Regions from separate parts of the Homo sapiens genome. Here regions 1, 2, 4 and 5 are each linked to region 3. Evidence: chromatin loops called from intact Hi-C (ENCODE). Cell type or tissue: B cell. All regions are shown on one strand.

Region 1 (5,000 bases), 140 kb after region 3:
TTGATTTCTATGATAGCCTCCTAACTGGTCTTGCTGTTCTCTCTCCAATTCATGTTTCACTCTGCCATTAGATTAGCATTTTCTAAGGCATTGATTTAGTGCTATCACTCCCTGATTCAGAAGCCATCAATGTCTTCCCATTGGCTATCAGAGTCGAGGCCCTGCACAATCTAGTCACAAGCTGTCTTCAGTCCCACTCCTACTCTTCTGAGATAGGAACACTATGCTCCTTGCCTGCTCCCCAAACTTTTCCCACCTATGTCACTTCCCTCCACTTCAAACGCCACCTCCACAAACATCTTCACTTGCCAAAACCCAACCCAGCCTTAAATGGTAATATCCAAAGTGACCTCTCCTTCTTCTCATCACTGTAGTTCTTTCTTTGTACCACTTACCTCACACTGCTGGATTATAAGTACACTGAAGAAAGAAGACACATCATATATATTTTTTCATTTATTCACTCATTCAACATATATTATTAAGCACTTACAGTGGGCCAGGCACTCAGTGAGGTGCCGGATATTTATATAGTGAAGACAGAGAGAGCTCTGCCACTCGCAGAAGTCAGTCTGGCAGTAGAGGGTGGCAACAGACAAGCTGTGAACCCCAATAGTGGCTATGAGAGAAAAAGTGAAAGAGGAGAACTTCATCTTGACAGTGGTCAGAAAAAGCTTATTCCCAAATAAGTCATATGTAAGCTGAGACCTAAAGAATGAGTAGAAAATAGCCAGGCAGAAGGGGGAAGAAGAAGTCGAAGAAAAAGTACCAAAAAAAAAGTCAGAAGGTAAGAGAGGACATGGTTCATTAGAAGAACCTAAAGAAAAAAGTCTTGGCTAGAGCACATAGAACAAGGTGAGAGTGAGTGGCAATGGGGCTGGGGGGAGAGAAGCCAGGTCATAGCCCTGCCTTGTGAGGCTTGTAAACCAAGTGAAAGAGGTTAGGCTTGATCCTAAGGGGAAAGGAGAGTTTTAAGGAAAGATGTATCATGATATTCACATGGTGGAAAGATGGAAGAATGGATGGTCGGGGTAAAGATCAGGGGTTAGGCTTGGCATGGTGGCTCATCCCTATAATCACAGTACTTTGGAAGGTTGAGGCAGGAGGATGGCTTGAGCCCAGGAGTTTGAGATCAGCCTGGGCAACATGACAAAACCCCATGTCTACAAAAAATATAAAAAATAGCTGGGCATGGTGGCACACACATGTAATCCCAGCTACTCATGAGGCTGAGATGGGGGAATAGCTTGAACCCAGGAGGTCGAGGCTGCAGTGATCTGTGATGGTGCCACTGCACTCCAACCTGGCAGCCTGGGCAACAGAGCGGGACCCTGTCTCAAAAAAAAAAAAAAAAAAAGACTAGGGGTAATGCAATAATCCAGATGCAAGAAGACAGAGACCTGGACTAGGGTAATAGCAGAAAAAGCAGAGAGAAGTGGATAGATTTGGATGCTGCACCTAATATGACTTGCTAATTAACCGAATTCAGATGGACCATAAAAAGAAAAGGTCAAAGATGATCACACAAACTTGACCACTGCTTTGTACATAATAGGTGCTCAATAAATATTTGAGGAATGAATGAATTTATAGCAAATAAATGAATGAGCAAATAAAACAATGAATGAGAGGCAGAGAAGAGTTTTTTAAAAATGATTTTTGAAGATTCCTTCTAAGGCAAAGCCATCCCAAGAAGTAATATAGACCCCCAAAAAATTTTATACATATATATTCAATAAGTAAAAGGAACCATTTTAAATATAGGGAATTCTAATTACACTGGCATAGTTAAGGCCAAAAATATAAAGTAGACATTTCTACCTTATTTATCTTCAACCCTTGCCTATATATATATATATATATATATATATATATACATATACATACATCAGAATTTATTGGTTTACACCCTCCCTGTATTTTTCTTTTTTTTTTTTTTTCTTTGAGACAGAGTCTTGCTCTGTTGCCCAGGCTGGAGTGCAGTGGTGCAATCTTGGCTCACTGCAACCTCTACCTCCCGGGTTCAATCAATTCTTCTGCCTCAGCCTCCCAAGTAGCTGGGACTACAGGCACGTGCCACCACACCCAGCTAATTTTTCTGTATTTTTAGTAGAGACAGGGTTTCACTGTGTTAGCCAGGATGGTCTCGATCTCCTGACCTCGTGATCCACCCACCTCGGCTTTCCAAAGTGCTGGGATTACAGGCGTGAGCCACCGCATCCGGCCCCTCCCTGTATTTTTTAAAGGATGAAATCTGGCCAAGGTAAGCTTAGGGGATACAAAGAATTATAAGTGCCTCAGATCACTTTTGATATTTCTGCCCTTCCAAATACTGCCTTCCTGAGTCTCTGCCCAACTGATAATCTGTCAGGATCATCAACAGCTCCTAATTCCCAAAATCCTAGGCCTTTTGGACATGTGCCACCTTTTTTGCCACACTCTTGGAATGGTCCTTTCAATGGTCATCAAAATTGTTCAGAGTTGGATTCATTCATCAAGCATTGATCAAGGGCTTCCTACACGCCACCTGAGGTTGTAACCATGAAAACAATAGGCACAGACCCTTCTCTCGAGGAACTACCAGTCCCCTGGAGCATTTAAATTTACATATGTAAATTTATATATGTAAATGATGGAATGTGTTTTTCTTCATTTACTCATTAAGACGTTTCTTTGGTTGTGGGGACACTGGCCTCAGAAATTACCAGAGGCCTGCAGTTATTTGAAAGGTGTCAAGGAAAGCATGTCATTTTCATAATGTAATATCACCACCTAGTGGTTCCAGAAAACTTTACCAATTGATCCAGGAAAATTTTCTTACAAAGCTATATTCCTGGGAATGACTCTCCACCATTTCTCCAGAACTTTTCTTTTCTCTATCAAGATAATCTAAGGGATGATTCTCTAATATGTATTAGATACCCAATATCTGTTAAATAAATGCATATATACAAGGACAAATGAATTTCATACCCTGGTACCTTATGTCAATGGAAAGAGAAAATTTAGAAATTCCTTCCCAGATTCCTCTGGACTTCTAATCATTTCTATCTAAGAAGGACCTTCTAATCATTTCTATCTAAGGCCAGAGGTATTACTGTCCTTAATTTATCAAGCAATTCCTTTAGTGCATTTGAATAAACTGATTTTTTAAGTGTCACTGTGTCATGGATGAAACCCTCACTCCCTCCCACCAAACCCAAGGGGTTTTCTATAATTCAAAAACATTCTGGGCACGGTGGGTCACGCCTGTAATCCCGGCATTTTGGGAGCTCAAGGTGGGCGGATTACTTGAGGCCAGGAGTTTGAGTCCAACCTGCCCAACATGGAGAAACCCTGTCTCTACTAAAAATACAAAAATTAGCTGGGCTTGGTGGCACATGACTGTAAACCCAGCTACTCAGGAGGCTGAGGCACAAGAATCGCTTGAACCCAGGCGGCGGAGGTTGCAATGAGCAGAGATTGCGCCACCGCCCTCCAGCCTGGGCAACAGGGGGAGAGTCTGTCTCAAAACATACAAAAACAAAATCAATGAAGAACAGCATATGTCACCCCAGAGGTTGGGACCAATACCAAATCAAAGTCCAGCTGGCTCTGAGTATGGGCCTAGAATATCTGAAGATGCTTTCATTGATTATTGCTTCTACACAGGTGTCAAACTGGGCCAGGTGTCACTAGGAAGTGTGCTTAGAAAATTATGGTAACCCAGGCCAGGCACAGTGGCTCACACCTGTAATCCCAGCACTTTGGGAGGCCGAGGTGGGCAGATCACCTGAGGGCAGAGTTCGAGACAAGCCTGACCAACATGGAGAAACCCCGTCTCTACTAAAAATACAAAAATTAGCCAGGCATGGTGGTGGGCACCTGTAATTCCCAGCTACATGGGAGGCTGAGGCAGGAGAATCGCTTGAACCCGGGAGGCGGAGGTTTCGGTGAGCCGAGATCACGCCATTGCACTCCAGCCTAGGCAACAAGAGCAAAACTCTGTCTCAAAAAACAAAAAACAAAAAAAAAAAAGAAAAAGAAAATTATGGTAACCCAAAGCAAGTGGCCTGTCTCTAGCAGGGATCACAAAGTAGCAAAGAACAAAAGAAACTAAGGACTAGTTTCTTGGAAATATAAGCCTCTTAGAACCATATTCCAACAGGCTAAATCTTAAGTCTTTTTGTTGGTTTAAATAAGTAAAGTGAATCTCCAAGCAATACTGGCTATTAATTAAGCCTTACTTCTGCTTCCTTAGGCCCAGATGGTGGGGAAATGGCAGTTAGCAGCAGTTACCTGGCTCCTCCTCTCTCAGAACATTGGGAGGCTGAAGCAAGGGGTTCACGAGTACTCCTCCCCTTCAGTCAATTCTTTTCTACATAGCCGTGTCCTTCCTTTCAGTCTAAGGGTATCCCAGTCTCAGCTGTACATTAAAGAGAAGGAGTAGGAGAGGTGTCAGGATACAGTGGATGAAGACAGGCTGAGCCAAAGTTCTAAGCCCAGGCCCCTTTACTTGCTCACCTTTGACTTTTGGCCTCTCCAGCAGGGCCACTAGGTCTGTTGTGAAGGTCGTGGACCAACTCTAGGGATGCTGCTCATATTATAACCATCTTAGATTTGTACAGTCATTGAGTTAATTTTCAACAGATGATAGTAAAGTGTTTTAAAGGGTGTCTTTTTCTAATTCACTCAAAGGCCCCAAATGGGCTCTCATCAGCCCTGTATTCTGAGCCTAATTTATCAACTGGATACAGTCCACATCTATCTATGTAGTTGGCCAGAGAACCAACTGAAATAGTGAGTGTAAAGCACCTTGAAAACTAACATGGTTTGGAGATTATATTTCCCAGGGTTCTGTTTGTGATTGTCTAAATTTGAGGGATTGCTATGTGAAAGGTAAAACAAGTTTCAGTCTGCAAGTGTTTTATCTCCCTTTGAAAATAGACACAAAAGCTAGCATTCAGATAGTGCATATCTTCTCACTCAAAATCCACCAGGATTCAAAAAGTAACTGTGTA
Region 2 (5,000 bases), 240 kb after region 3:
CTCTACTAAAAATACGAGAATCAGCCGGGATGTGGGGGCACGCACCTGTAATCCCAGCTACTTAGGAGGCTGAGGCAGGAGAATCGCTTGAACCAAGGAGGCGGAGGTTGCAGTGAGCCGAGATCGCACCACTGCACTCCAGCATGGGCAACAGTCACTCACATGGCTGGCATTTGGTGCTAGCTATTGGATGGGCCATGTCTCTGAAACAGACTAGCCTGGTCCTCTTCCCATGCTGGCAGTGTGCCAAGAGGATGGGAGCAGAAACTGCAAGGCCTTTTGAAGCTTAAACTCAGAAGTCCCACGATGTCACTCCTGCTGCATTCTATTGGTCAAAACAAGTTACAAAGCCAGCCTTGATGGGAAGAGCTACAAAGAAGTTGTGGTCGTTTTTAATCTATCACACCCTGATGTTGGCCTGAATCCAGCTGGTAGGTAGAGAGAAGGTTTTTATTTTTATAATGTTTGGGAGGCAGAATTGAGAAGTCTCGGGGATTGTTCTTGAACGAGGAAGCAAGGGTAAAGTTACAAATGACTCCTAGATCCTTGGCTTGGGTGATTGGTGAATGGTAGTGCCCAGCACTTACAGGGAAAAGAGGGGGAACAGGTTTGAGGGGAAGATGATGTTTCCAGTATGAGTCATGTCAAGAATGAGGTGTCTTTTAAACTGCCAGTTGCAGATGGGCGGGTGGCAGGTGGATATACAGGTCCGACTCAGGGAGAGGCCTGGCTACAGGTACCAGTTTGGGAGTCTTTCGTGCCTGAAGCCTAAAGCCTCTCTCTCAGAGGGAAAAACATCCCCAGAGCAGGAACATCTTGGGTGCAGAGATCTAGTAACTCACCTCTGTAGCTGCACTGAGCCTAGCCCAGTGTCCCAGGACAAAGCAGTGAGTCTATCCTGGTTGTAGCTTGCCAGGCTGTTGTGGGGGAAAGGGATTAAGTCTGTAAGGAGAGCCATTGGTTCTGAGCGAAGATCAGAGTTTCAAGTGGCATACGGGTAGATACTTTCTCCTGCCAGAAGGAAATCTCCCAACAATAGGTCACTAGCTTAGAAAGTAATCAGCCCATCATTACAGAGTGAGCATCAACTAGGGCTACAGATACTTCATCAGGGATGCCATGGAGGGGATCCCTTCCCTGGACTGGAAAACAGACCCAATAGCCAGTATGTGGAGGCAAACTTCTCTCACCATTCCCACCCCCTCAAAGGCACCCAATTTTCAGAAACTCCACAAATCTTCATTGAAGGCTGTTTTGCCAGATCAACACTGCAGAGGCACCTACTAGGGTTCAAAATAAATGTTGGGGCCGGGCGCGGAGGCTCATGCCTGTAATCCCAGCACTTTTGGAGGCTGTGGCAGGTGGATCACCTGAGATCAGGAGTTCGAGACCAGCCTGGCCAACATGATGAAACCCCATCTCTACTAAAAATACAAGAATTAGCCGGGCATGGAGGCGCGCACTTGTAGTCCCAGCTACTTGGGAGGCTGAGGCAGGAGAATCGCTTGAACCTGGGAGGCAGAGGTTGCAGTGAGCCGAGATCGCGCGACTGCACTTCAGCCTGGACGACAGAGCAAGACTCCGTCTTAAAAATAAATAAATGTTGGCTAGGATCCCTGCCATTGATTCATTCAACAAACATTCAACAAGCCCCTACTATATACCAAGCCCCATACTGTGCACCAGGAATACGGAGATGAATAGACTCTAGTCTGGTAGCAATGCGACCGCAGCTGTAAAAACTGTGTTTCTACAACTGTCTTCCCATTTGGATCTCAAGAAGGTACTGAGGGGTCTCTTCTTGCTATGGTACTAGGCTGTAATGGTTCAATGAAAAAAAAAAAACGAAAGGAATAGAGGAGTGGGGAGCTGGGGGAGTGTCCAAAGGAGGAATTTCTAGTCGAAATCAGGGAAACTCCAAAGAAATACGGCAACACGTATGTCTGAGCGACCAATAATTTAAAAGATGACCTTTATTAAGTGCTTTCTCCATAGCTATTACAAAGGTACCCGTTTTGCTTGGATTGTCTAGATTCTTCTGGCAGCGGAGTCCTGGGCACAAGCGTCCTCTCCTCTGGACCTGATCACGAAGAGAGTAGCGCCGGGCGCTCAGTTCCCGTCCCAGCTTTAGGCGAACGGAACTGCGGTTCGGCGGCCTGCGAGGGTGCCCGGAGGCTTTTCTCCAGCACTCCCGCCCTAGCAACGTGCGCCTGCTGCTAGGGGCGGAGGCGCGGGAGGGCTCGGAGGCTGTTCCCACCCCCAGGCTCCGCGTTCCCGCCGGCCCCAGCTCCAGCCCCGCAGCCCACCGGTGGGTACTGAGCCTGAGGTGGGAGAAAGGGGCATAGCGGCAGACTAGGAGCGGGCAACCCTCGCCCTTTGGTCGAAGCGGAGAGCGGTTATGAGGGCCAACCTTGGGCTGGGTGGCGCTAGGTTCCCATCTTCGGGGACTCTTCTCCCCGCTTTCCACATACACATAAAAAATAAGCTTTAGGCCGGGCGCGGTGGCTCACGCCTGGAATCCTAGCACTGTGGGAGGCCGAGGCGGGTGGATTGCCTGAGCTCAGGAGTTCGAGACCATCCTGGGCAACACAGTGAAACCCTGTCTCTACTAAAATACAAAAAATTAGCCGGGAGTGGTGCCGTGCGCCTGTAGCTACTTGGGAAGCTGAAGCAGGAGAACTGCTAGAACCCGGGAGGCGGAGGTTGCAGTGAGCCGAGATCGCGCCACTGCACTCCAGCCTGGGTGACAGAGCGAGACTCGAGACTCCGTCTCTTGAAAACAAAAACAAAAACAAATTAAGCTTTAGTTGTTCATATAATGGGCAGGGAGAGGAGCATTTGCCATCTGAAGCGACAGAAAGGAAAAACTGCACACAAGTCGTCCCCAAAATTTGAGGCAACCGTGAGAGTGGTGGCCTAGAACTGGCTCCCTGTGTGACTCTAGGCAAGACCCTCTTATTCCCTGGGCCTCGGTTTCCCCTATCTGTACCATTAGAGGGTCGAACCAGACCAGCTTCCAGGTGTTTCTACTCATACTTTTCTTTCTTTGAGCATTGTTTTGGCGACTAAAGATGCCTTGGTCTCCCAGAGTGTAAGACAGAAGTGTGCAGAGGGAGATTTGGGGAGACGGAGGGAGATAAGATATCAGCATTTGCATTAACGGGACCAGGGAAATAAGGTCCAGTCCACCCGGCTCTGCCCCTGTGACCTTCAGCAAGTCACAGCCCTCTGAGTCCCAGTTTCTTCATGGAATAGAACAGTCGGATAGGTACTGGTGTATATCAAGGAATATTGCACTGGAGAGTTAAAAGAGAATTCTCTGCTTTCTGTTTAGGGTGGTTTAGAGTGACTACTGGATATCCCAAGGCCTTTGGAAAGCAGATTGGAATAGAAAGAAGTGATGGGATTCAGACCGAGGCCTGGTTCCAACTGGAACCAACAGGGACATCCAGAGCCATAACTGAATCTGTAGATTTTCCCATGTCCTCTCCAGCCTTTCTGGGTCTGGAGCCTGGGATGAAACAGGGTGACTGCTCTCTAAGGGATATGTTGTTGGGCAGGTTAAAAGGGCGCTTATGTTGTTGGGTCCCTAAAAAGTGTACCACTGGGCCGGGCACGGTGGCTCACACCTGTAATCCCAGCATTTTGGGAGGCCAAGGTGGGCGGATCAACTGAGATCGGGAGTTCGAGACCAGCCTGACTAATATGGAGAAATCCTGTCTCTACTAAAAACACAAAATTAGCTGGGCGTGGTGGCAGGCGCCTGTAATCCCAGCTACTCAGGAAGCTGAGGCTGGAGAATCGCTTGAACCTGGGAGGTGGAGGTTGTGATGAGCTGAGATGGTGCCATTGCACTCCAGCCTGGGCAACAAGAGAGAAACTCCATCTCAGAAAAAAAAAAAAAAAATAGCGTACCACCAAGCCGACTCTTCATCTTAGTATTCCATTCACTCATTCAACAGGTATTTATTTGCCTTGCGTTCATTCTCCTAGGCTAAGGTCAAATCATAGATACAAAAATGAACCAGAAATTATACCTCCTCTCAAGTATATTACATGTTCCTAATAAAAATAGTGGAAGATAACTTAGTAGTACTTTTATTTCTTATTCTACTCATGATAAATTACAACAACGTAGATATAACCCAAATTCATATACTTTGTTCTTGAGACTTTTTAATTGCCTTGCTATGTAACATAATGAATTCTTAGCTTTATTGGGTCCAATCACTCTGATCAGAGGCCATAATTTGCTTCAGCTTTAATATCCTCTAGATTCATATATCCGTTTGTATGTGTTCTCTGTGTATATTTGTGCATTAATATTTGTGCATTATGAACAGTATTAACAAGGGTGAAAATGCTGCTTCCAGTATGATCACTGTTAATCTTGCAATCATGCTAGTAACCATAATTTATTGTTAACAACTTGCCAGATTGAACCAAAAGCTTTATATGCACCAGCTTTTGTAGAGATGCAGTATAATATGCTGGTCAAGAACAGGGCCTCTGGAGTTGGACTGCCTGGATTCAAGTTTCAGCTCTGCCACTTATTTGCAGTATAAACTTGAGCAAACTATTTGATATCTCTGTGCCTCACTTTTCACATCTGCAAAATGGCCATACAGGTTGAGTATCCCTTATCTGAAATGTTTGGGACCAGAAGTGTTTCAAATTTCAGATTTTAGAATATTTGCATTATATACTTAAGGGTTGAGCATCCCTAATGGAAAACCTGAAATCCAAAATGCTCCGATGTGGCTGGGCACGGTGGCTCATGCCTGTAATCCCAGCACTTTGGGAAGCCTAGGTGGACAGATCACTTGAAGTCAGGAGTTTGAGACCAGCCTGGCCAACATGGTGAAACCCCATCTCTACTAAAAATACAAAACTTAGCTGGGCATGGAGGCACACACCTGTAATCGCAGCTACTCAGGAGGCTGAGGCAGGAGAATTGCTTGAACCTGGGAGGTGGAGGTTGCAGTGAGCCCAGGTTGCAC
Region 3 (5,000 bases):
AATGAGTTAATGTAAACTGCTTAGGATAATGTGGACACGGAATAAATGTGTGTTGTCATTGTGACTGGCTGATGGATTTCTAGTCTGGCTAGGCTGTAACTCTATTTCTCCAGCTACTATCTCAGATCTTTTAAATCCAAATACACAATGGCCTGGGCTAAGCTACACCTGCTCTGCTTTCTGTGGGGACCAGTGGAGCTATAAGAACACAGCATCTGGAATCCTAAAGTCATGTGTTTAAGTCCATGCTCTGCCTTCTTGGTCCCATTGGGCCTCAGTTTTATCTTCTGTCCAACAGGTGGAAAGTTCGCTGGGAGGCTGCCAGGATAGTGGGGGTGGAACATGGTGACTTCTCATTCCCTGCAGCCCCTGGGCCAGCCCTCCCCACATTGCATGTATCCTTCTCCCTCCCCCTTTAGCTTTCTCACCTTCCTGTGTCCTGTGAAGAAGAGGGAAAGGTGGTGCATGGAGCCACCATTGCGGCCCAGCTCTTTCTTGAGGGTGCTGGGCGAAGGCATGCCCCAGGTGGAGGCGGCGCCCTCACCGTCTGAGCAGTGCAAGGTGGTGTCGGAGGCAAAGCAGGGCCCTCGGGGCTCCTGCAGCAGGCTGCCCTCGCTGTGCGTCCGGCGCCGCAGCGAGTTCTGCACACGCAGTGAGAGGCCACCCTCAGCCCCCTGGCCCGTCTCGATCATGCTGCTGCGCTTGGCCTCACTGCGCTCTCCGTAGTTGTCATCGCTGGTGTCCTCATCCTCGTCCTCCTCCCCTTCCTCCCCCTCCTCCACCTCCTCGGCCTCTTCTGCATCCTCCTCATCTCCCGAGCAGCCCTGCTCTGCCCCTGCCTTCTGGCTGTAGGTGCTATCCAGCCGGACCTCAGGGATCACGAAGGCTGGCCTGGGGGCCGCAGGTGGGTCCCCAGTAGCTGCTAGTAGGTCCCCGGAGCTCATGGTGTCCTCAGTAAGGGCCTTGGCTGGCAGGGAGACCTGGCTAGGAGGCAGATCTTGACAGGGTGGAAGGTCCCGGGTGGGGGATTCCTGGATGGCAGGGAGGTCTTTGGTGAGTAGAGGGTCCTGGTGAGGCAGGGGTTCTTGACCAGCAGGTAGGTCCTGGCAGGGTGAGAGGTCTTGGGCTGGAGGGGGTTCCTGGCATGGTGGCACATCCTTGCTGGGCGGAGCATCTGGGCCTGGAGGGGATCCTTCAGAGGTAGCTGAGTCTTTGCTGGACAGTGGTTCTTGGCTGGGAGCGGGTTCCTGCCCAGAAGGGGAGTCCTTGTTGGGTGGAAGGTCTTGTCCTGGAGGAAGCTCCTGGCCAGGAGAGGGCTCCTTGCTGGGTGGGGAATCCTCGGCACCAGGCCCCTTCCCTTCCTCCAAGGCCATCTCCCTCTTCTCATCTGCCTCCGTCTCAAACATCTGGGAAACAAAAAGAAAACAAGAACAGTTCAGAAGAGGAGGCTCCAAGATGCCAGACACCATGCATGAGCTGACATGAAATCAGGCAGTGGCCTGAACCCCGGGCCCCCAGTCTGAAAGCTGAGGTGCCAGATGGAACCCCCAAAGCCCCTTTGACTTAGCTGGGTAACAATTCTCACCCTGTCTTCTTGCTTGAACTTTCTGCTCCATCAAAAACACAGCTGGTCATTTATAGGAGAAGAGGGAGAGATAACCACTATCTATCTAGCTCCTGCTTTGGCAGGTGCCAGGCCAGCTTGACCCCACTCTCTTATGTGGCCTTCCCGACAACCCTATAAAAGAAGCATCACTGTCCCCATTTTACAGAAAAGGAAACAGGGTCAAAGTTGCCTCTGGGGATAAAGGAGAACCAGGCAGTCTCTGCTTATGGACCAGAACCAAGCCAGGGCAGTCACTGAACCCAGCCCAGGGTGTCTTCTACCTGAACTCAAGTTTAAAAAATCCTAATGAGTCATTCAAACAAGAATGTGCTCTGAACGCTTAAGTATCTTTTTGAAACTATTAAACTGGAATGAAACCGGAACTTTAAAATATTGTCCACACCTGGACTCACCAGATGTCGCAGACACACGGAACCTCCCTGAAGAATCACCCACCCAGGGATTTTTAAACTGCTTGGAGGAAGCTCAGGGATTCCTCAAAAAACACAGCATCTCCTGCCTCACACACAACCCTCGGGATCCTAGGGGGTTTTGCTGAGTTTCGACAGTAGATTTCATGTGCAAAGAGAAAAACATTTCTCTTAATGAAAGTCTGAATAGCAGCTATGTCACCAGAAGATTGGGGCCCCGAGAAAGTCAGGAGTGTCCATGGTGCCACAACCACACAGGGAGGCAGTTCTCAAGTCTGGGGTGGGCCCCTCCCAGTCAAGGACCAGGAATGCCGGAGCTGGAACTATTTATTTAGAGCCCAGGTTCTGTCTTCAAGAAGCCATAGCTGCTGAGAACTAATGAAAGGGAAAGACCTCACCCATACTCGGGAACTGAACAGATGCTTGGGAATGTGTGCACCTGCGGGCACACGCGCACACTGGCAGAAAACTTCAGGGGTAAGTACCCCCAGAACATGGGTTAAGAGCTCTCATTGTAGAAATCATTAATGTCCATTTGATGGATGAGAAAACTGAGCCCAAAGGCCGGTGACTTACCCACTATTGTACAGCTGCCCTGACAGCCAAAAGCCATGCTCGAAGCTGAGAAGTCTTTGAAGCCCTGGGGAGTCTGTAATGGTGAAGCCCCACAGCTGGGAGTCAGTGTTCAGCCATGGCTTGGGGCAGCTGCAGGCTGCTGCACACACGTGTCAGGGGTCACGCTGGCATCTGGGAGCACAGATGTGAGCGGATGTGAAAGCTCGGCACGGGTAAGAGCCACAGCCTGGGAGTGTGAAAGTGAAAGTGGAGCCCTGCAGAGCAGAGAAGGTGGCTGGGCAAGGGAGGGGAGGCCTTGGAGGACTCTAGCGTGATCTGGCCAAGGTCGGGAAGGGCACGCCTTAGGCTATGGCTCACAGGCCAAAGACAGGTGCCTGCTGATGCTGTGGCCTTCTTGCCCTGGAAATCCTGCCTGCAGCTCAGAGGTGACTCCACACAAGGGCCCTCTCAGACCTCATAGCCTCAGACTCTGAAACAACAGCGATCCGAAATCCCCACTGCATAGACAGAAAGGCTGAGGCCCAGAGAGGAGCAAGGGGCAACCTAGAATCACACAGAGGTGTCAGGTAGAGCCAGTCACCAACCTTTAGGCCTCAAGGTGTCCACGTATGAAATGGGATAACCAGCATGCCTGAGTAACAGATCAGGAGCGTATGCTGGAAAAGCTGGAAAGCTCGAAAGCTCCTACAGAAGATGGTGGTGTTGGAGTTAGTGCTTTAAAAAGCATTGATCTAGAGGGAAATTCTGAAGTTAAGGACCTCAACCAGAGGCACGTGTTTCCCACATACACCAAATTTTGCCAAACACCAGAGTCAGTGTTGGCAATTGTAATGTCAGGGCCTCCAGTCCAGAATTCTCATCTGGAAACTAAGGGCTGTGCTTCAGTCCTATCAGGCTGTTCCCAGGTGGACAGAAAGACCCTCCATTGGGTAGACAGGAAGGCTGAGGGCCCAGTCTAGACAGTGACTTAGTGACTTGCCCAAAGCCACCCTGCACAAATTAGGGGCTAGGCTGGGGCCAGAGTCCAGGCCTTCTGGCCCTGTTCTTCTCAAGCCCACTTCTGATCTCTGTCCCCATGAACAAACCAGTCCCCAGCCCATCGCCCCACCCACCAGGGAGCATTCTCCATCAGGAGAAACAAACTGCCCTGCAGCCAGCTCCCTGGGGCCCCTCAGTCCTATCACCCTACCACATGGCCAGACCTCCCCCCGACCCACCCCCTGGCCCAGCCACCTGCCTCTGATAGTCCTTGGGGAAAGACGGAAGGAAGCAGCAACCGGGTGCCCTCAGGGCCTGGCACGGAGTGGCACAGAGTGGCACTGAGTGGGGAGCGGGCCGCATTTCCCCTTTCCTGGGTGGTGAGGGTGGGGCCCAGGCCTGTCCCAGTGGTGACTGTCAGTCAGAGCCCGCCCACCCCTTGGGGAAAGTGCAGCAACAAACCCAAAACCAGAAATGCAAGTCAGCCTGCCTCTGCCAACCCTGTTCTAAATCGAGGCCAAACCAAACAAAGCCAGGAGGGGAAGTGCCACTCAGGCAGGGGTACTGCCCCCAGAGGGCACCTACCCAGAGAGATCAGCCGAGAAACTAACCAAGATGGAAGGGTTCTCAGAGGGCCCAGTGGTTATGTGCTCAGATACCCGAGCCAGGCTGATTTTGATCCCAATGGGGCCACTTTTTAGCTGTGCAACTCTGGCCAAGCCTCTCAACACCTCAGAGCCTCCGTTTCCTCATCTGGAATTGAGCCCAGTGATATCATACTGGACTCACAGGACTATTTGAGTCTCCTCACAGTGCCTGGCCCTGGAAAAGCTTTTGATACAATGGGAGCTATCAGTGGTCTTATTTTAGAGATAAGAAACCTGGGGTCCCAGAGGGTAAAGGAATTACCTAAGAATGAGAGGCTGATGCAGGATTAGAACTCATATCTCCTGCCCAGGGTCTCTCCCTGTTTCCTTGGAGCCTTACACACAAGTGTTTGGGGACCTCAGAGGGCTGTAGAAGGAGGAGGAACAGCCTGGAGTGCTGCCTGAGGCCCCGCACCTGGGTGCATCCCACATCAGCAGATGCTGGCGAACAGGGCCCAGAGCTCATGGTTCTTTCTGTGCTCCCAGGCAGGTCTGTATGAACAGGGACTGCGTGCAGGTTTGGTAAGGCCCCTGTTCTTGGGAGAGCTGGGGTGGGAAGTGGTTTGACGGGAGCTCCGGAGCAATTATAGGAAACCCGAGAAACCCAGGGGTGGGAGGGTGGCAAGTGTAGGAGAAAATTAGGGCAGGAGGGGAGGCAAAGATGAGGGGGAGGTTGCAGAACACATGGTGGGCATGGGATTTGCCCTGTGAGCAACGAAATGCCACAGGCAGAGCTGTGCTGTGTCAAAGCTGCTCTGGGGA
Region 4 (5,000 bases), 59 kb after region 3:
GACTAACCAAGAGTTAACTCCAAACATTCCAGCAGCTGAGACCAAAGCAACTGACTTTCTGCAACTGCCTACCTGGCTCTAAGGTGACTGGAGAGCCTAATAATCAGCAAAACATTTCCAGGCCACTTCTGAGACACCAGAGCAGGCCAGAAAGACACACTATGGGCATGACGCTGGCCACCTGGGAGGCAGCAACACAAAGAGTAGCAAAGCTAGCGGGCAGCAGAGGCAGGAAGAGACCACAATGGGCCCCGGCTGACCGGAGATGTTCCAATTGTTAGCGCCAGCTCTCCGCCTGTTCCCATTACACTGCCATTCAGCCCTGCTGAAGCCTAGGGGAGGCTGGGCAGGACGGGGCCAGACAAGATTTAAGTGACTACCACCCAGGAGCCCTGGGGGAGAGGTGCACCCCCAGCTCCCGAACTGAGGCAACACTTCTGCTCTCCTTTTAGTCATTCATTCACACAACAAACATTGATTAGGCACCCACAGTGTTCCATGCCCCAGGCTAGGCCCTGGGAGTATGCTTGGCCAATGGAGCTAAGGACTCTTCAGACAAGTTACACAGGGATACCTTGGTCCCTAGCATGGGGCTGATTCTCCCCTGCCAGGGAGCAGCCCCTGCCAGCCCCAACCAGCCAGAAAGGTTGGGTGCATTCCTTGTTTGCCATCTTCTTTGCCCCAAATTGAATTCTGCATACATGGTGGTTTGAAAGAGACAAATAAGAAACCTAGGAGTCATGAGCAATATTAATCAGAGACCATTCTGCCAACAGAGGCTCCAGCTGAGGTCCCAAATGCATCCCTTAAAAGCCTCAGGCCCTTGCTGCTGCAGCAGGTCTCTTGGGGCACAGGGGAAGCAGGCAGGAAATTGGACGCCAGGACTCAGAACACTGGGTCCTGCGGCTCCAATTTAGACTGCAGGAGAAGGGGTCACTAAACTTCCATGAGCCTCTGGGCCCACAAGCCTGTCTCAGGGGAGTGGGGGCAGCTGGGGGAAGGCAAGGGCTCTATCGGTGCCTGGAAAGAAATCTAAGCGTTGGATTGTGCACCTAGAAATGGAGCCATTTCCATCCCTCTCAGCAGCTCTCAGGCTCCCTGGAGTTTGGCCCCAAACCATCTATCCAAAAAAATCCAGGGCAGGCAGACACATGCACACACACACACACAGGCCCCTCTCCCACACCAACCCAAGGGGCTCTTCCGTCCATGGTGGTCTCTCCTGAGAAGTACTGCCTTGGCCATCCTCAGCCCTTGTGCAGCTCGCCCTCCATCTGCAGGGAGAGGAAGCCACAGTGCCAAGCTTACACAAGGCTGCAGCTCAAAAGCAGCTCAGCACCTGGAGAGTCTCTGTGACACCCCAAGGCCCCACACCACCCACCTTGACCATCACAACCCAGTGGAGGATGGAGCACACCCCACCCCTAGCTTCAAGTCTGGGGCCTGGGGCCTCCAGAAGGGGAGATCCCAACCAATTCCCCAACCAGGCCCCCAGAGGGGTAGAGGCAGGATAATATAGGCATGGTCCAGCAGCTGCTCACAGCAAGCTCTGGGGTTCTGTGTGAGGGCATCAGAGCTGGGAGGGACACAAAGCGCTGGCCCCACCCTTAGTTCCCAGTCAGAGAAACTGAAGGCAAAGGGAAAGGGCCAGCTGAAGCCACACAGCACAGCACAGCAGTACCACGCCCAGATCCCAGACTCCCAGCCACTGCCCTCAGCTCCTCTACTACCTTCTCCCCGCAACCTCCACCTCCACCCAAATTGTAGCCAGTGTGAGCCTTGCTTCTCTTCCCTCCCTCCTTCTCGCAGGAAGCTGAGCAAACCAGGGTCCTGGGTTATAGCTTCAGCCTTGTAATGTGCACAACAGAGAGAGGGTTCCATTCATGTACCAACCAGGGCATATTACTGAGCCCTGGCCCATCCAGTGCTCCTCCCTCAAATGTGATGGGGTCCTAGACTGTCTGGGCTGGGGGCAGGGAGGGGGAAGCAGAGAAGAAGGGACTCGGTGTGAGTGCATGTGTGAATATGCACACTGCAGGCTGGAGAATGGGCATATGGGAAGCTGGGTGTGAGGGAGCCAGGGAGGGGCTGGGGGTATGGAGAGGATGGCAGGAAAGCCCAGGAACAGAGGCCACTGGAACTCCAACCTAATGCCCTCCAGCAGGCATGGGGAACTCTGGGAATGCCAGTGCCGGAACTGGAGTTGCTCAGGCGGCTTCTTCCCACCGCCCTGTGGTCAGGCTGAGCCCGCCTGGAGGGAGGAGCTGACCCAGTGAGGTGACTTGCTTTTCCCTTCCATGGACAGGGGAAAGGCCAGAGCCCGAGATGGAGAAGTTGTCAGTGGCTTCCTGTGGGGAAGTGAGAGTGGCGGTTCTCATACTGAATGGGTTTCCGAGGAGGAGGAACACTCAGGCACTAAGCAGGCAGGACAGTTTGCAAACAGCCAGGAAGCTTTCCCGAGCAAACCCCACCAAAACAGAATTCTTTCACTGGGTAATATTTTCCTCTCTGCCCCTGTCACCCATCCTCAAACGGGTCTGTTGTTTTCATGATCTGGGAGAGGAAACCGAGCCCCTCTCAGCAGAGACCTCAGGCGCCAAACCAAACCACTGACAGATACTCCCAGCTGGCTTCCCCTCCCACGAGTGGAGGGCGTGGTGGAAAGTTTGGGTTAGAAATTCCCTCCACGCTCCCACATGTGCCTGAGCCCCAGCGGCTTGGGCTCCGCAGGGCCATGCAGCTGAGTAGAGCCGAGTTGCGGTCTCTGTCCACAGATCTGTGGGGTGAGTGGGTGGCAACAAGTATTTATTGGGCACCTGTTATGGGCCAGGCACTTTGCATTTATGACCTAGCTTAATCTTCACAGCAACCTTCTCGGTTACTATTTTTATCCCTATTTACACGGGAGGAAACAGTCTCAGAGAGGCTGAGTACAGTGCCCACAGTCATCCCAGTATGGAGGGACAGGGCCAAGATTTGAGCACAGGTCTGTCTGAATCCAAAGCTCTTCCTACCCGACTCCACAGCCTCTCTGGAAAGTCTCTAGAATAGAAACTTCCCTGAAAACCTCAGGTATATCAGAAGGCTTACCAGCCTAGAAAGAATGCCAGTGTCTGAGACCTACTAGCCCATGGACAGAGCCCAGCAGCACACACTCCAGTGCCCTACGGATGACTGGCAGCCAGATCCCAGAGGGCTGCCCAGAGCAGTGGGACTGGGGCAAGTTGAGAGGGGCTCTGGGCACCTACGGCATCTGCTTACCTTCCTGCAGCTTCACACTCTGGAGGTAGAGGGGGTTCCTCAGGACGTCGCAGCGGCCAGGCTCGTCCTCCTTGGTGAAGAGCAGCAGGTCCGAATAGGCAAACAGTGTCACCTGGGTTGACAGAGAGCAAACAGAACTGGCTACTTTGCTGTCCTCTGGAGGCTGAGAGCCACAACCTCCCCGAGAAGGTGGGGAGCCACAGCCTCCCCAGATAATGCATCCTCATCATCTCACACAAAACCAGGAGCAGTGCTCAGTACAGCCTCAGCCAAGGGCAGTCCTGACCTGCAGTCAAGATGGCCCCATCACCCTCCAGCTTCCTATACTTCCACTCCTCAAAGTAGGAAAAAAGCAAACAGAAGGGGAAAAGTGGCCCTCACCCTCCATGGCAGCTGGTCTCTGCAAGCCTCTCCACAGCCTGATCCCCGAAGCCTACATCTCTGACCAAATGCTCCTGGAGCCTCCAGCCCAGCACCTGGGGCTTGGAGCAATCCTTAAGCTGTAAGATTTTCCATATTTGCTTTTATTCTGCTCTAAGTGTCTGGCTGAAAGAGCACTGGACTTGAAAGTCAGAAGTCAGGAGGCTCCTATCCCAGCTCTGCCACCAACTAGCCACAAAAATATTGGCTTAAACCCCTTAACCCCTTCAGTTTTCTCAACAGCCCAAACAGGGAGAAGAGTCCCTGCTTGGCATTCTTACAGGATCCTTCCAAGAGCTTTTTGCAGACCTAGTAAAGCGCCACACAATGTGAGCTAATATTATCAAATTCCTTGTGGATAAGTTTAATTGCATTAATGAGAAATCAGTTTAAGAAACAGCCAGTTACTCACACTCTAGTACAGACATGGACATCACTTTTATCTTTTTCATGCATTAGCTGCTCCAAAAATAAAGGCAGAGGCTATTCTTAGACATTATAGGTAAACCAACAGGCACGCTCAGCATATTTTTATGCTAAGAAAATCCACTTGATCCTTTAATGCCACTAAAGATTACACTGTTCTTTGTTTTGCAAATCCTGCAGTGGCCTTTAGTCAAAAGCAATAAAATCCAATTTTAGATTCTCCAAAGAAAACAAAGTGTTATTAAGTATGTGAACTTCCCTTTGAGATATCAAACACCTGACACCTTGTCTCTTCTGAAGAAGAACCAGCCAGAAGGGCTTGGCATGCACTGAAGGGTACCGTGAGTGTGTGTTGGACTGTTGGTGACATTTAAAAAGCCAACAGGTTGACATTCAGCTATCAACCTGTTAAAGATGACCCCACAGCCTCACTTCTGAGACTCTATCCTACAGAAATACTTACAAGGAGGTATAAATATGAACATATGAGGATGTTCTCAGCAGCATTTTTGTAATTTAAGAAAATAACAAACATTCATCAAGAGAAGATGAATAAAATGAATTGTGCTAACTTCATACGGCAGAATTTTATGCAACTATTAAAAAATAAAGTAGAGCTATGTGGGCAGAAATAGAAATCTGTCTATCGTAAATCAAAATAGTACAATGTGCAAAAATATCTAGCATAGAATCCAATTTTGTAAAACAAAACAACACATTTCTCTATAGTTATACATTTTTAAAATAGTTAAGATGCCACACTCCTCACTCCAGGGAGTGGGATTTTAATTGATACATTTTGATTTAATGTGTATTATATTTGCAATCACTGTTACTTTTGTAATTTAAAAATATAGAATATATATCAAAATATGGCTTGGCTTCTTGAGTGT
Region 5 (5,000 bases), 270 kb after region 3:
TCAACTAAGGTGAAATCAGAAGAGAAATTGCACAGCTATCCCATCTTCTCATGAGAAGTAATCTATCTGTTGTTTTAAGACATTAAGTTTTGGGATCTATACTTGTTATGCAGCGAAACAAGTATAGATTAGTGAAACAAGTATGTACTCTTATTTTGGTCAGGCTTCTGTTGCTCAACACGTTTGTAAGATTGTTCCATATTGCTGCATGTAGTTGAATACCATTCGCTCTCATTGCTGTATCCTATTCCATTGTATGAAAATATTGTAATTTATCCATTTAATTACTGATGGACATTTGGGGGTAGTTTCTAGTTTGGGACCCTTACAAATAGTTCTGCTATGAACATCTTAATAACATGTCTTCTGGTGAACATCCACAATACCTGTGTTTATTACATAAATAGCAGAGGACTTGCTGGGCCGTACATAGGGGAATTCACATGATCAGTTTTAGTATATACTGTCAATTTTCCAAAGAGGTTGTACCAATTTACTTCCCAGCAGCTGTGCAGAAGCATTAGTAGAGTTTCAGTTGTTCCACGCCCTTGTCAACGCTTTGTGCCCTTGACCTTTACAACACTCCATTTTAAAGATGAGTGTGTAGATGTTGAAAAGTGCACAAGGGGAATGTTTGCTCCATGAGCCAATCACGGAAGGAAGCTGGGCCAGCTGGTTTTGGCATCTACCTTCTCCCTGACAGCTCCAGGGAAGAGGCCAGACTTTAACAATAAAAACTTCTATGTGTAGAGTGCCCTGTATTTTACATACTACTTTCACAGTCATAACCTTATCTGATTCTTCTAACAAAACAACACTCTGAGAAAGGCATCATGGAGATTATTATCTCTGTTCTACAGAGAAGAAAAAGTGACTTTCCCAGGATCACTCAGTGTGTGGTGGAGCCCAAATGGGAGCTCGGGTCTTTGACATGCAGACTGGCTCTGGCCACCAAGGCCCTCTCTGGCATCATCCTGGTGGTAGTGGGCATAAAGGCTGAGGGGAAGGGGGCAGGTAGAGGTGTTTGTACCTATGGAATAAGCGACATGGGTTTAAACACCATGGACAGAAGGAACATCCAGCCCGTTCCCATATGTTATCTCTCCAGGTTCTGGAACATAACATCCTGCCTATTCAAGATCCTACAGACAGCAAATTGAAAATCCCAGCTTTGGGCCGGGCACGGTGGCTCACGCCTGTAATCCCAGCACTTTGGGAGGCCAAGGTGGGAGGATCACTTGAGGTCAGGAATTCGAGACCAGCCTGGCCAACATGGTGAGGCCCCGTCTCTACTAAAAATACAAAAATTAGCCAGGCATGGTGGTGCATGCTTGTAATCCCAGCTACTCAGGAGGCTGAGGCAGGAGAATTGCTTGAACCTGGGAGGCAGAGGTTGCAGTGAGCTGAGATCGCACCACTGCACTCCAGCCCGGGCCACAGAGCAAGACTCTGTCTCAAAAAACAAACAAACAAAAAAAAAACAAAAAGAAAAGAAAAGAAAAGAAAATCCCAGCTTTGGATCAGGGGGTTGGTGTTACCTGGCACTGCGTATTCAGATGCTGGACTCAGTTCACCTGGATTAATTTTTTGGTAACTGGCTAACTTCATGCAATAACAATGCAGATGTTTAAAATGAGGCTGCATGGAAGCTGTCTGTGATTCACCCTACATGAAAAACACAGGTAACAAAAACCATCGTACAGCATCATCCTATTTTGGTAAAAATATCTCCATACACATGTCTGTACATTCATAGATAAAGACTTGGAAGAAATGTGGCAAAAATACTAACAGTGTTGTATCTGGGTATTGAGTTTAAAGATGAATTTATTTTCTTCTTTGTTCCTTTCTATATTGCTTGATTTCTTTTGCAGTGAGGATGTACCAGTTTTTTTAATTTTATTTTTGAAATAGAGAATACATTCACAAAGTAATAATCAAGAGTCTAAAAGATTATACAATAAAAATTCTTCTCTCGTCCCTGTCTGCCTTCCATCTGGCTCCCTCCAGAGGTAAACAGTGTGACCAGCAACTAGTGTATCCTTTTAGAGACTTTATGCACATATAAGCAAATATATGTTTGTTTTTTCCTATTATCACTTTTACAACCAAAATACAATAAAACTACCTTGATTTTGAAGAAAAGGCTGTAGAAGACTCTTTGATTATATAAAAAGATGAAAAGTGAAAAACAGAGGCTAGAAAACTACATACAGTGTGACATTTTATATGAAATTATATAAAGTATATATATTATTTTAAAATATATAAAATATATATTTAAAATGTAAAGAGAGACAAAAGCTATAATCCAAATGTGTGGGCAATTATCTCTGTGTCTAAAGTTTTAGGTGAGTTTATTTGCTGTCTTTTTTTTTTTTTTTTTGCAACAGAGCCTCGCCCTGTTGCCCAGGCTGGAGTGCAGTAGCACGATCTCGGCTCACGGCAACCTCCACCTCCCAGATTCAAGCAATTCTCCTGCCTTAGACCCCTGAGTAGCTGGGATTACAGGCACGTGCCACCACGCCTGGCTAATTTTTGTATTTTTAGTAGAGACAGGGTTTCATCATATTGGCCAGGCTGGTTTCGCACTCCCGACCCTGTTATCCACCCGCCTCAGCCTCCCAAAGTGCTGGGATTACAGGTGTGAGCCACCGCACCCAGCCTGAAAACTAAGGTTTTCCATTAAATTTGGTGCCAAAACTTACCTGATCTTGTGATGTTTATTCTTTTCGGTGTCAATATTCATAATAAGCTGCAAGATATCAATGTTTGAATATAGGGTACTGCCCCAGATCCCACTGGGAGAATTGGGAGAGTTGGCAAATGCATCATCTTACCTTCCTAAAATTATGAAAAATTCTGAATTCTGAAACACACTTGGAACCAAATGTTTTGAATAAGGGATTGTGACTTGGAAAGCAAATTCAGATGCTGCACACAGCAGAGGCCGGGGGTGCCCATCCCCAGGCTGGGATTCACGTTGCCCTGCCTAAGGTGTCAGGTCCTTGGGAGCCTTTATGAATCTGAAGCTGAATATAATCAGAAGGCATCAAGGAGTATATACTGGAGGTATGTCTCCTAAATCAGTACTCTTCACTTGTAATGAATGTGTCTCTGAATCTCCCAGGGATCTCGTAAAAATGCAAATTCTGCCTCCGTAGGTCTGGAGTGGGTCTGAGATTTTGCATTTCTGTTTTTCTTTCTTTCTTTCTTTCTTTCTTTCTTTCTTTCTTTTTTTTTTTTTTTTTTTTTTTTTGAGACGTAGTCTCGCTCTGTTGCCCAGGCTGGAGTGCAATGGCACAATTTTGGCTCACTGCAATCTCCACCTCCCAGGTTCAAGCGATTCTCCTGCTTCAGCCTCCCGAGTAGCTGGGATTACAGGTGTCCATTACCACACCCAGCTGATTTTTGTATTTTTAGTACAGATGGGGTTTCACCATGTTGCCCAGGCTAGTCTCGAACTCCTGACCCCAAGGGATCTGCCTGCCTCAGCTTCCCAAAGAGCCAGGATTACAGGTGTTAGCCACCATGCCCGGCCAGATTTTGCATTTCTAACAATCTCTAAGTGATGCCTATGCTGCCGGAACTGTCCTAAATGCTAGACAAGCCTCAGGCAAGGCTCTGAGTGATGATGACATGGTGGCCCCCTAGGGAGAGTTGCCCTCTGCCCTTGACTGGGGCCTGCTAAACACTGACCATGCCGGATTCTAAACCTGCTGCACTCATCACCTTTTCTCCATCCTTCTGCCCTCTGCCACCTCTTCCTTCCCAGATGAGTTAAAACCACCCCACGCCTCTGCTCCAGACATTGGCTGGGCTCCACCGAGTCTCATGACTCTTCACTCACCCGGGTCTAAGGTACTGCTTAGGTGAGGTGCTTTTCCAGATGGCTGATCTTGCCCCCACAAGCATGAACTTTATAAATTAGTTTAACTCTCAAGTTCCTGAGATGCCTCACTATCTCTCCCGGGTATCTCCCTGGAAAAATTTTTCACTGTTGGCAAAGCACTCCTTAGCCTGACCACCCACAGACATTATGATAATGCATAGACTCACTAGACAATTAGTGACCTGGAAAAAAGCCATGACTTTTTAAATTTTATTTTATTTTTCTGAGACAGAGTTTCGCTCTTGTCGCCCAGGCTGGAGTGCAATGGCGCGATCTCGGCCCACTGCAACCTCCGCCTCCTAGGTTCAAGTGATTCTCCTGCCTCAGCCTGCAGAGTAGCTGGGATTACAGGCACCCACCACCATGCCTGGCTAATTTCTGTATTTTTAGTAGAGACGGGGTTTCACCATGTTGGCCAGGCTGGCCTCGAACTCCTGACCTCAAGTGATCTGCCTGCCTCGGCCTCCCAAAGTGCTGGGATTACAGGCCATGCCTGGCTATGACTTATTTTATTTTTATTTCAATGCTTACAATGTCATGACTGACTTCTTACCTGCCCTACCTGCTTATCTTTTTAAGTTCTGGATACCCTGGTTGCAGAAAACTCAGACTTAACTTACTTTCTAAGTGAACTTTCTTACTACAAAAGTAATACATATTTGAGAACTTGGAAAATGTAAGCAAGAAGAAAGCGAAAACATGAGTGGCCATCACCCAGAGATAAAATTGTGACATTTTGCCTCATGGTCTTGCAGTCTTTATACATAAATTATGCTTTACAAAATCTGGCTTATGCTACATTCTCTCTTTCTTTCCTTTTCTTTTCTTTTCCTTCCCCTCCCTCCCTCCCTCCCTTCCTTCCTTCCTCCTTCCCTCCCTTCCTTTCTTCCTCCCTCCCTCCCTTCCTTCCTTCTTCTTTCCTTCCTTCCTTCTCCCTCTCTTTTCTTCTTTTCTTTCTTTTTTTCTTTTCTATCTTTCACAGGGTCTTTGCTCTGTTGCCCAGGCTAGAGTGCAGTGGTGCAATCTGGGCTCACTGCAGCCTTGACTTTCTGGGCTCAAGTGATCCTCCCACTTCAGCCTTCTGAGTATCTGAGACAACAGGCATGTG

What was found. A loop is a pair of places that touch in the nucleus more often than their neighbours do. Peaks named below come from ENCODE experiments on the same cell type or tissue, not always from the same donor. Only the 100,000 strongest peaks of a DNase experiment are listed, where the experiment ranks them.
Region 1: a loop joins it to region 3, with 23 times the contacts of the local background. A loop is called at or near these places in 105 of 110 quality-filtered maps.
Region 2: it touches region 3 in a loop (16-fold over the local background); 6 of 110 quality-filtered maps call a loop at or near these places.
Region 4: a loop joins it to region 3, with 11 times the contacts of the local background. A loop is called at or near these places in 39 of 110 quality-filtered maps.
Region 5: it touches region 3 in a loop (28-fold over the local background); 10 of 110 quality-filtered maps call a loop at or near these places.

The regions. Positions count from the first base shown.
Region 1 is chr9:113,444,206-113,449,205 of GRCh38, reverse strand. It overlaps a transcript of RGS3 not described here. Among named protein-coding and RNA genes, the nearest start is that of RGS3, 17 kb to the left of the region's middle. In B cell, CTCF peaks have their summits at 2,583 and 2,783 (motif pointing left); a DNase peak (open chromatin) is centred at 2,735.
Region 2 is chr9:113,337,525-113,342,524 of GRCh38, reverse strand. WDR31 (WD repeat domain 31) reads left to right here and starts at 2,250. Exons shown (of 11, transcript NM_001012361.4): 1 at 2,250-2,308. RefSeq lists a silencer at 2,241-2,480. In B cell, no CTCF peak of the experiment used is centred here; a DNase peak (open chromatin) is centred at 2,174; H3K4me3 peaks cover 1,327 bases; H3K27ac peaks cover 338 bases.
Region 3 is chr9:113,579,856-113,584,855 of GRCh38, reverse strand. RGS3 (regulator of G protein signaling 3) reads right to left here. Exons shown (of 23, transcript NM_001394167.1): 18 at 429-1,406. Among named protein-coding and RNA genes, the nearest start is that of RGS3, 120 kb to the right of the region's middle. RefSeq lists enhancers at 2,379-2,887, 2,785-2,954, 3,115-3,164. In B cell, CTCF peaks have their summits at 2,711 and 4,245; DNase peaks (open chromatin) are centred at 2,785, 4,045 and 4,695; H3K4me3 peaks cover 2,141 bases; H3K27ac peaks cover 3,299 bases.
Region 4 is chr9:113,521,303-113,526,302 of GRCh38, reverse strand. RGS3 (regulator of G protein signaling 3) reads right to left here. Exons shown (of 23, transcript NM_001394167.1): 15 at 3,262-3,373. Among named protein-coding and RNA genes, the nearest start is that of RGS3, 60 kb to the right of the region's middle. RefSeq lists enhancers at 1,086-1,896, 2,528-2,587. In B cell, no CTCF peak of the experiment used is centred here; DNase peaks (open chromatin) are centred at 2,372 and 2,722; H3K4me3 peaks cover 927 bases; H3K27ac peaks cover 326 bases.
Region 5 is chr9:113,306,408-113,311,407 of GRCh38, reverse strand. No RefSeq gene overlaps it. Among named protein-coding and RNA genes, the nearest start is that of RNF183, 5.5 kb to the right of the region's middle. RefSeq lists a cis regulatory region at 3,741 and an enhancer at 3,657-3,826. In B cell, CTCF peaks have their summits at 1,802 and 2,001 (motif pointing left); a DNase peak (open chromatin) is centred at 2,007.